Regions from separate parts of the Homo sapiens genome. Here region 1 is linked to region 2. Evidence: read pairs that join two places in POLR2A ChIA-PET (ENCODE). Cell type or tissue: B cell. All regions are shown on one strand. Each heading gives the region's core, and the rest is flanking DNA. Links, peaks and the distances in the headings are about the cores only.

Evidence for each region. Peaks named below come from ENCODE experiments on the same cell type or tissue, not always from the same donor. Only the 100,000 strongest peaks of a DNase experiment are listed, where the experiment ranks them.
Region 1: POLR2A ChIA-PET joins it to region 2 with 7 read pairs; 2 of 35 experiments call an interaction of 5 or more read pairs at or near these places.

What each region holds. Positions count from the first base shown.
Region 1 is chr6:38,481,166-38,486,548 of GRCh38, forward strand. All of the region lies in intron 6 of BTBD9 (BTB domain containing 9), which reads right to left. It overlaps BTBD9-AS1 (BTBD9 antisense RNA 1), which reads left to right and starts at 431. Exons shown (of 2, transcript NR_144472.1): 1 at 431-621; 2 at 902-1,362. In B cell, for the core only: no CTCF peak of the experiment used is centred there; a DNase peak (open chromatin) is centred at 2,556; H3K27ac peaks cover 1,419 bases.
Region 2 is chr6:38,386,524-38,391,906 of GRCh38, forward strand. The region is part of intron 6 of BTBD9 (BTB domain containing 9); the gene reads right to left. Among named protein-coding and RNA genes, the nearest start is that of BTBD9-AS1, 92 kb to the right of the region's middle. RefSeq lists an enhancer at 4,391-5,383. In B cell, for the core only: no CTCF peak of the experiment used is centred there; no DNase peak of the experiment used is centred there.

The sequences.
Region 1 (5,383 bases), core at 255-5,254, 95 kb after region 2:
AGAGAAGAATGGCATATAACCTGGAAGATTCAAGTACATTCACAGATAGATACTTTCCCAAGGTGTGCAGGAATCTAGCCCTTCTTCAAGGAGACAACCATAGCATCATATAATTCAAATTAATTCCTTTCTGAATGAGAGCTGAGTAACAAAGACAAAACTTGGCAAGATGGCACAGCACAGTGAGTGCAAAATTGTATTCCCAGTTGATACTTGGTGAGATGTTAGGTTGTCAGCTTAATGTAAAATAAAATGAGGCCGCACATCGTAAAGTGTTTTGAAAAGTAAAAATCCAAGGGAGATAGGAAGGCAGCATTTTAATGAGTCTAGAGAAAATGAATTCCAGGGTGAGCAGCTCTGCTCACGACCTCTTTTCAGTTGGTATCCCATAGGCCTCTGGGAAGCGGGGCACATGAGGGAGGGGCCAGTGCCTGCCTCCACACTACCCCCTCTCCCCTAATGAGGCTGGCAGCACCATTTGCTAGCACCTGGCAGATGAGAGAGAAAGAAAACCTGGTGTGGAGACCCCCATCCATTAAAGGCAAGAGAGTGAAAAGTGGGAGAGAAAGCTCCCAAGTTCAACAGCAGTGACCTAGGGTCATGCAGTGAGGACTTACAAAGGTATAAAAGCTTCTTTATTCAGGTGGTTCCTTTCAGCGCAACTTATTTGATGATGCTTAATGCAGGCAGTTAAAAGAACAGTTCAGTTGGATATAACTTACAGTACGTCACACAAATCTGGAGTGCCCAAGGAACATTAGTTTCAGGGAACACACTGAGATTATAACCAGCCTTTTTGCCAGGGGCAGCTTGTAACTCAGAAAGTCATGTTTCATTTAGGATGTGCTGTATAATGTTGAAGGGGAAAGTAACTATTTTGTTTTGTTGTGTTTCTTCCCAGTCCAAGAAGAAAGCATTTGGAGAAGTGCTACACATGCTCAACTGAACTTCCTGTCAAATTGTTCTCACTCGTTTGGGCACAAGTCTGCTTAAGCCATCTCTCATTAACATTTACTCTTGCCCGAAGCCCTCTACGCCCCCAACCCCTGCTAATCTTCCACAAGCAAGCTGATCACACTGGGATCTCCTTTTCCCAGACACGTTTGATTCTCACTTTCTCCTGAACCTAGAAATGTGCTTCCCACCAAAGCATGCCAGGCACTAACTCGTCCCTACTGAAAGGGGCTGTTAAAAGCTCATCTTCTTTCCAGATGGTAGTGAGGTGTGAGGTGATCCTTTCTCTTTCTTTTTTTTTTTTTTTTACTTTTAGCTACCCCTCAATTCTGGTGTTCAGTAACAATGTATTCCACTTAAAAGAGAGAAATCATATTAATTATTCTAAGATATAAACACTTAATTTTATTCATGCTCTTGAATTACTTTCCTTTCTACCGCATGTTTGTGTAGCTGTTATATGAGTCCTTTCTACTGATGTAGCTGTCATTCCTTCAACTCAGTTCTTGCCAAACACTGAGCTATGTCTGGAGATACAAAGATAACTACTCTTGTTGAAGAGATGCCAGTTTAGTGGGGGAGACAGACATGTAAACAGATCTGTATCTGAGATAGATGGCCTGGGTAGGAAAAGAATATATATAGCACAAATAACTCAGTGGACCTGCAAAAACAGAGCTTGAGGCCATGATATACCACAAAGACCCACCAAGGCACAAGCACTGTCAACATGAAGGTAAGGCTTCCATTTTTGCCTCTTTCAATCTGGGTACATCTATTCTACATACTCTGCCTTTCCTCCTGTTACAGGAAAAGAAGGAACCTCAATTCTACCTAAAGTCAATCTTCTCCTTGAGCTAGAGATCCAGCCCCTCTCCCATAATGAGGTACACGGCCCCTACAAAGATCCACTCTCCTGCATTATCAAATCCTCCCTCCCTGTGGTATCATTCCAGTCCACACACACACATACCTTAACATCATCCTCCCTTGACCCTAGGTCCCCCTCCATCCTCTTCATCATTTCTCTGCTTCCCCTCCCAGTGATACTTTATCTTCTACATGTATTGCTACCCCTATTCCCTCAGCCTCTATTCCCTTCTCCCTTGACTCCACTGAAATGGCTCTTAAAGGACGCCACTAAGCTCTATCTTGCTACAACCAGGAGTCGATTTTCTGTTACCTACTGCCCTCTCCCATCTCCCCTCCTCATACCGAAAGACTGACTTTTTAAGACTTCCATGAAAATGTTGTCCTTGTTTTCTTCCTGCCTCACTGGCAGCTCCTTCCCAGTCTCTTGTATTCACTTTTCCTTGCCCACCTGCTGTCTGGTCTTCCCTATAGTCCATTCTCACACTAGATCACACTAGAGTTATCTTTCAAAAATCTCAACTACCATCACCTGGTTTAAACCCTTCTATGGTTTCCCATCATCCTTAGAATTCGACACTATCAAGTCCCTGTAGGACATGGCTCCTGTCTATCTGTCTGCCCTCATTGCTAAACATACCTTCCTCCCAACACCCTACAGACTATCTACCCACCAGATTTCAGAAACACATGGCCTTCTTTCTGTTCCTCAAAAACCCCAAGCTAGTTTCTACTTCACAGCCTTTACTCTTGCTGTTCCCTAGCCTGGAACACTTCTCCCTTAGATTGCTGCATAGCCAAGCCAACTTCTTGTAATTCAAGTTTTGGCTCAACTCACTTCCTCAGAAAGGCCTTCCCTGACCGTTCTGCTCAAGTGCTCCTTCCCCAAACTCAACCACTGGCTAGCTTATTCCCCCATTCCAATTTTGTCAAACTATGACTAGTCAGTATCACATTTATTTCTTTACATCTCATTTTTCTCTCTCTCCTACTACAATGTAAACTGCGTTAAGCAACAACTTAATCTCGTTTACTGCTATATGTCTACTTCCAGGCACAGTGTTTAGTATATTGTGGGTGCTCCGTAAACATTTTACTCAATGGATAAATGAAATGACGATGAAATCCTTGTTTAGAATCCTGTGTTCAGCTCTTTGCTCTTCAACTGTAGACATGCACAGAAGCATAAAGGTGAGACATAATAACTAGTGCACAGGGAAATCAGACCTATGAAACTAGAACTAGAATTACTAAGGAAGTGTTATATTTTTATTCTTCAGGGGTAATCATTAGTTGTTTTTTAAATGTCTAATGAGGATTAAATAAAAAGAAATGGATTAAAGGTTCAGCAGATGGGCAAAAGTTCTAGAGTAGATAAAATGTGGGTTAGATTTATAAAAACACTTCCTGGGACTGACTACTATTTGAGATTATAATCAGTTCCTGAAGAAGAATACTGGATATCTTTTTAAAACAAAAAGAGATAACAGTAATCCTTTATCAACTGAGTGCTTCCTTTGTACCAAGACCTCTGCTAAGGCTGTTTTACAAGCCTGATCTCCTTTGACATTTGTAGCAACCCTATGAGACAGGTACAGGGATAGCTGGGAGATGTCATGGGTTCAGTTTATGACCACACAATAAAGCAAGCCACACAAATCTTTTGGTTTCTCAGTGCATATAAAAATTACGTTTACACTGTATGGTAGCCTATTAAGTGTGCAACAGCATTATGTCCAAAAAAAGTACAGATTATTAATTAAAACATACTTTATTGCTAAAAAATGTTAACAATCATCTGAGTCTCAAGTGAGTCATAACCTTTTTGCTGGTGGAGGATCACGCCTCAATGTTGATAGCTGCTGACTGATCAGGGTGGTGGTTGCTGAAGGCTGGGGTGGCTGTGACAATTTCTTAAAGTAAGACAATGATGAAGTCTGCTGCATCTATTGACTCTTCTTTCATGAAAGATTTATCTGTAGCATACGATGCTGTTTGACAGCATTTTTACCAATAGTAGACCTTCTTTCAAAATTGAGGTCAATCCTCTCAAACCCTACTACTGCTTTATCAACTAAGTTTGTGTGACAGCCTAAATCTTTTGTTCTAGAATCTACCATTTCAACAATATTCACTGCATCTTCACCAGGAGTAGATTCTATCTCAAGAATTCTATCTTCACTTTCTTTGCTCATCCATAAGAAGCAACTCCTCAACCATTAAAGTTTGCAGCAATCCAGTCATATCTTCAGACTACACTTACTGCTGTTAATATTTTGACCACCTCTCACGAATCACAAATATTCTTAATGGCCTCTAAATGGTGAATACTTTCCAGAAGGCTTTCAATTTGCTTTGCCCAGATCAGAGGAATCAAAAGAATTTGCCATCAAAGGAATCACTATCTATAGCTATAAGCTATAGCCTTACAAAATGTATTTCGTAAATAAGACTGGAAAGTTAACATGATTCCTTGATCCACGGGCTGCAGAATGGATGTTGTGTTAACAGGCATGAAAACAACATTCATCTCCTTGTACAGCTCCATCATAGCTCGTGGGTGACCAGGTACATGGTCAATGAGCAGGAATATTTTGAGAGGAGCTGTTTTGTCTCAGCAGTAGGTGTCAGCTGTGGGCTTAAGATATTCAGGAAACCATGCTGTAAACAGATGTGCAGTCATCCAGGCTTTGTTGTTCCATCTACAGAGCACAGGCAGAGTAGATTTAGCATAACTCTTAGGGCCCTAGGATTTTCAAAGTGATAAATGAGCACTGGCCTCACCCTAAAGTTACCAGCTACATTAGCCCCTAACAAGAGAATCAGAAATGTCCTTTGAAGCTTTAAAGCCAGGCAGTGACTTCTCCTCTCCAGCTATTAAAGTCCTGGGTGGCATCTTCTTCCAATAGGAGGCTATTTCATCTATCTTGAAAATCTGCTGCTTAGTGTAGCCACCTTCGTCAATGATCTTAGCTAGGTCTTCTGGGTAACTTGCTGCAGCTTCTACACAAGCAGCTGCTGCTTCTTCTTGCATTTTTATGTTATGGAGATGGCTTCTGTTCTTCATCTTATGAATCAACCTCTGCTAGCTCCAAGATGAATCAACCTCTGCTAGCTCTAAGCTTTTGTTTTGCACCTTCCGCACCTCTCTCAGCCTTCACAGAATTGAAGAGTTAGGGCCTTGCTCCGAATCAGGCTTTGGCTTTAGGGAATGTTGTGGCTGGTTTGGTCTTCTATCCATACCCACTCAAACTTTCTCCATATCAGCAATGGCTGCTTTGCTTTCTTATCATTCCTGTGTTCACTGGAGTGCTTGGACTTTCCTTCAAGAACTTTTCCTTTGCATTCACAACTTGGCAAACTGTCTTAAGAGGCTTAGCTTTCAGCCTATCTCAGCTTTCAACATGCCTTCTTCACTAAGCTTAATCATTTCTAGCTTTTGATTTAAAGTGAGAGAGATGTGGCTCTTCCTTTCACTTCAACACTTAAAGAGACTACTGTAGGGTTATTAACTGGCCTAATTTCAATATTGTATCTCAGGGAATAGGGAGATTGGAGG
Region 2 (5,383 bases), core at 253-5,252:
GAATTCTGGTTCCTGCAATGTAAGGTCAAATTTTAAAATTCTGATCAATATAAATGTAGTAAAATTATAGTGATATTTATATTTGGGATACATTTTCCAGTTTACTCTTTTTTTTTTTTTTTTTTTTTTGGAGTGGGGGGCCAGGGTCTTGTTCTGTCACCCAGGCTGAAGTGCAGTAGTATGATCTTGGTGTTCTGCAACCTCTGCCTCCCAGGCTCAAGCAATCCTCCCACCTCCGCCTCCCAAGTAGCTGGGACTACAGGTGTATGCACAACATCCAGCCAATTTTTATACACTTTTGTAAAGACAGGGTTTCACCATGCTGCCCAGGCTGCTCTTGAACTCCTGAGTTCAATCCATCTGCCCACCCTGGGCTCCCAAAGTGCTGGGATTACAGGCATCAGCCAACGCGTCTGGCCCAATTCACTCTTGTTACCCAAAAGTCCCCTCTGTGTTGGTAATATTACTGGTCCCAATTCCCCATTTGGCCAAAATGTTTATTTGATGCATCTCTAAAGTGACATTCTATATTGTGTAGTAAGAAAGGATGCTTGCAGGTAGAACAAGGAAGCACTTAAGAATTTACTCTTGGACATTCACCTTCCTACAAACTTCAAATTAAACAATCAAATCATGTTTCTTTTTCAACTATGTTTCTGAATATAAATCTGTACATATTTGTTTGTTACAGGGAGAGACTATAGTAAGTCTAGGATAATAAGACAAAAGTTGGCCGGGCACAGTGGCTCACGCCTGTAATCCCAACACTTTGGGAGGCTGAGGCGGGAGGATCACCTGAGGTCAGGAGTTTGGGACCAGCCTGGCCAACATGGTGAAACCCCGTCTCTACTAAAAATACAAAAATTAGCCGGGTGTAGTGGCACATGCCTGTAATCCCAGCTACTCGGGAGGCTGGGGCAGGAGAATTGCTTGAGCCTGGGAGGCAGAGGTTGCGGTGAGCTGAGATCACGCCACTGCACTCCAGCCTGGGCAAGAAGAGCAAAACTCCACCTCAAAAAAACCCAAAACAACAATAACAATAATAATAATAAATAAATAAGACCAAAGCCATATGAAGGCATCATGTATCTAATATGCATGATTCAGCAGTTGGTATCTAGTCAGTATGACAGACACTGTGAGTAATGGCCACAAAATATAACATATGGATCTGCAAGAAACCTTCTAAAAGTATATAATTCATTTTGTTCCATTTATGCCCAGAGGAGAAATCTGCCAATAGATAAATTCTTGGGAAAAGGACTTGCCCAGATGCCAAATACATCCATGCAGAATCATAAAGGAGAAGAGCTAATTCACAGGGTGTCAGACATTTGTGGCAAAGAGGCCTGAAAACCAAGAGAGAAAAATAACGGCCCGCTTCATTAGCATTCTATGTTCTCAGAACTAGGTAGCATCAATTTGAAATGCATGTACTCACTTCACACTGATAGGATATACCAATTCTACCTTCTCAGATACCCTTTCTAATCACAGTCCCTGGGACTGTAGTCTAGAGTGAAATGTAATCTCCAAGTGAAAAATAAAAAATGATGGAATAAGTAATTTCCTCACTCAAGTGAAATCTGGTTTTATGATGCTCTTGCTCAAGAGACATCTGTTAGCACATCTGGATTTAATTGTTCAGATATGCACTTTGTTCCAAGAAAATGCTTCTGGTGTAACTGCCCCTGACAAAAAAAAAAAAAAAAAGTCTACTTTATTACAACAGCTTTGAGGTTCACAGTTTAACTGGCTGGAGCCAGACCATGTTGTTGGTAACTATGGCCCCTCTCCTATTTGACTTGTACAGTAACAGCAGCATTAGCTCTCTAACATTAGGGGCTGTTTTGTTCTGTTTTTAAAAGAAAGTTTGGTATAACTTAGTGCCTGTATTAGCTGTTAGGATTACAGTCTACTTAGACTTTTATAATGATTTGTTTTCAGCTTTATGTGTTCCACTGAAGAGAAGGGAACTAAAATGCTTTGGAATAGGGAGCTATTTGTGTATTTTCTGCACATGGTATATTAGATTTTCCTATCTCCTCACTGTATTACCAGAGTTCATATTGACTGAAAGAAAATATATCAACTGAATTTAGTGTGTTTATAGATTCAATATGGCCATTTTCAAATGAACTGTGTTGAAAATGACAGTGTCCATCAATCCTTTGGCCAGTAGTTTTTTGTATATGTATAAAAACACCTATTCTGTTTCTAAACTTTAACCTTGAAATACTAATACCAAGAACCTGAGGGTCATTTAAACTGAAAACTAAAGTTAAACCTTCAGGACTTCTGAAATATTAAAGTGTCATTACAAAAGCTACATTTAAAAAGAGGTTAACAAATTGTGCTTTATGATCCACTGTCTTACCCTTTCTCAAGAAAGAAATCTGAGTATTGTTATACCACAGGTTTTATACTAGCAAGAGAGCATTTTAAACAAAGGGGGAAAATGACAACAGGACAATAATAATTTATTTTTAGCTCTATGTAATGTACCAAACTCTCTACTAGATCTTCTAACTGTCTTTAACTGGCAGGAAATCTGTGATAATTTATAGTATAGTGATTAATTAATAGAGGTGAGGATTTAACAAAGAATCTTTTAAACTTATTTTCACCACATTTTAAAGACATATATTATATCTATGGCCAAATTTCTTTCTACTTACCCTTGCTGGGAAAGTTTCATTTCCTTTAACTCAATACATAAAATCTGCACCTTTGTCTGTCAGAGAAATATGCTCAGATGTGTTCTGTTTCATGGCTTGATACACCACAATAAATTGTTAATGATACATTACTGCATCAAAAAAACAGGCAAATGCAATACTTTCTTCTTTGTACATTCCAAAAAGACCCAGGAAATTTCAAAATACTCTCTCTTTAACCCTTCAGCATCAAAGATGCCACCAGTAAACACGTATGAAGCACCTGCACTACACATACAGCCCCATGCTGGATGGCGTTGGGTGTTCACTTTCATTCACAACTGACTATGCTTTACAGTCACTTCATGGTATGCAAATATTTTTACAACAAATGTGCTGTAATTTTTTACCACCTTTTTTCAAGAATGAATTACTCAAATGCATAGATATCCAAATTGATTATTGTCAGCTGACATGACACAGAAATGGCACAAAGGATCAAGAAGACTAGCTTACGTGAAAAAAGAAAATATTGAATAAAAAAATCAGCTGTCTTAATTTGGTATGAAATTGCTTTAAAATCCTGGGAACTGTGAATATTAAACTATACCAGTATTGTACATTTTACAGGTTATATTTTCTCTCTGGCTTCTGGTGTCTTAAGCTTTATGTTGGTGATTTATGATTTATATTGTCAGTCAAAGCTCTTAATAAAAATACAGCTTTATGTTATGCAGCTGGGAATAGAATTTCTTCCTTTCTCTCTCCGTAGAGTCCCACATACATATTGAATATATTCTAGTGGTAATTATAAAATACGAGGTTATAGGGCTATCACTGATTGTCATCATATGCCACTCAAACTTCTTCCTGATGGTACAATGAAGTGACTGAAAATACCTCTCTGCTGGTGCCGTCACATATCTCAGAGTGTGCTGCGCTACAACACAGAAGGCTTTCATTCTCCTCGGGATGTAGAGATACTTCCAAAGATTTTCTTTCTTTTTTTTGAGACTTCCTCAGCCCCCTGAGTAGCTGGGATCACAGGCACCTGCCACCATGTCCAGCTAATTTTTGTATTTGTAGTAGAGATGAGGTTTCACCATGTTGGCCAGGCTGGTCTCGAACTCCTGACCTCAAGTGATCCACCCACCTTGGCCTCCCAAAGTGCTGGGATTATAGGCATGAGCTACCTCACCTAGCCCATGTGTAAATTTTTTTACTAATGGGTACATGATCCAAAAAAGTTGTGAGACCCCTGGCATAAAGTTCTCTAGCAATTTCAGGAGCAGTTATCCAATATAAACCCCAGAGAGCATTCTGAAGAAACAATAACAGCTAATGTTCAAGATACTGAAATCTTCATGAACAACAAAAATGAACATTAATAGGTGAAATCAAGACAAAAAGCATGGGAAATCAAAGATCAACCAGACATGGATGCCTAGACAATACCCCCAAATTCAGGACATTACACAACTCTAAGGAACATGCACAGTATCACCTACATTGTCACCACTGCTTAAACTGATACATGGCTCCACTCTCATTACAAAGAGGTAGATGGTGATGCTTTAGTCACTTCTTTAATACAATCGTAAGCAATTTAAAGAACTGTACTTTTTTGCAAAAATTATATCCACTCTACATTTTGGTGTTATAGAACAACAGTGACAGTCAACATCTTTACTTAGCAAAATTCCTTTTGGAAATTGCACTGGTCTGTGAAATCCAAAAGTCTGGGAACTCCTGCTTTAGTACATACCTTCCACTCTAGAAAAGACCTTAGGTCTCCCTAATTTACTCTATCATTCCTGCTTTTATATGCTTATACTTATTGTCTCCGTAATCCTGGAATATCAAAGCTTCAAATCTTACCCATTTTTAAAGACTTCACGTCTTACTCATTCATTCAGTCAGTTTACTCAAATATTTACTGAATATCTAAGTGGAAGGCATCAGGCTGAGGGGAACAGAATTTGGGTGAGGAATGTGTGCCAAGATGATTAGCTCATGAACCTTACTCTCAAAGGTTTTACATACTATCCTTTTTATCAAGTCTTAAGTTACAAATTTGGTTAACAATTTCCTAATCACATCATCTGTTAATAGAATGATGAAGGGCCACACTATTTTAAATCAGAGCTGCTCTGGAAAATCTAGCACATATAGGTCACAGTACCCATTACATGATACACAGTCTCTTGGAGAAGGCTTTTTGGATGAGTCACAGCTTTAAATAGGAAAGAAGGCAATAATGAAGGTCATACCTGAAGTCAGATCAGTGAAGCAGAGCTTCCTATCTTCTTACATCTAAGAACTAATGTCAACAAATCTTCTGATTATTTTACCAAGAAAGAAAATGCTGTAATGATTAATTCTCTTTTAACTAATCTTTTTGATACCTCAAACACCAGAGTGGTTGTTTCTGAATAAAAACTTGCTTGTTTTTCTTTTTTTTTTTTTTTTATAGCCATTCTCTCTCTAATCCTTACCCTGCTGAATTTAATTGCCTTGGCAATGCCAAAACAATGTCTGATCCTAATAGGTCAGCATTGATCACTCTAAACCAATTGGTTCCTTCATTAGCAAGAAAATGAAGTAAAGCGAAAAGGCAGGTGGCTCCCGAACAGGCAGCTGGGTTTTTGCTCCTCTTACAGCGCCTCTCTCTCATTAAACAGTAGCTGATCGATCGGCAACTTGCTCAAAATCCACAAGAACTATTC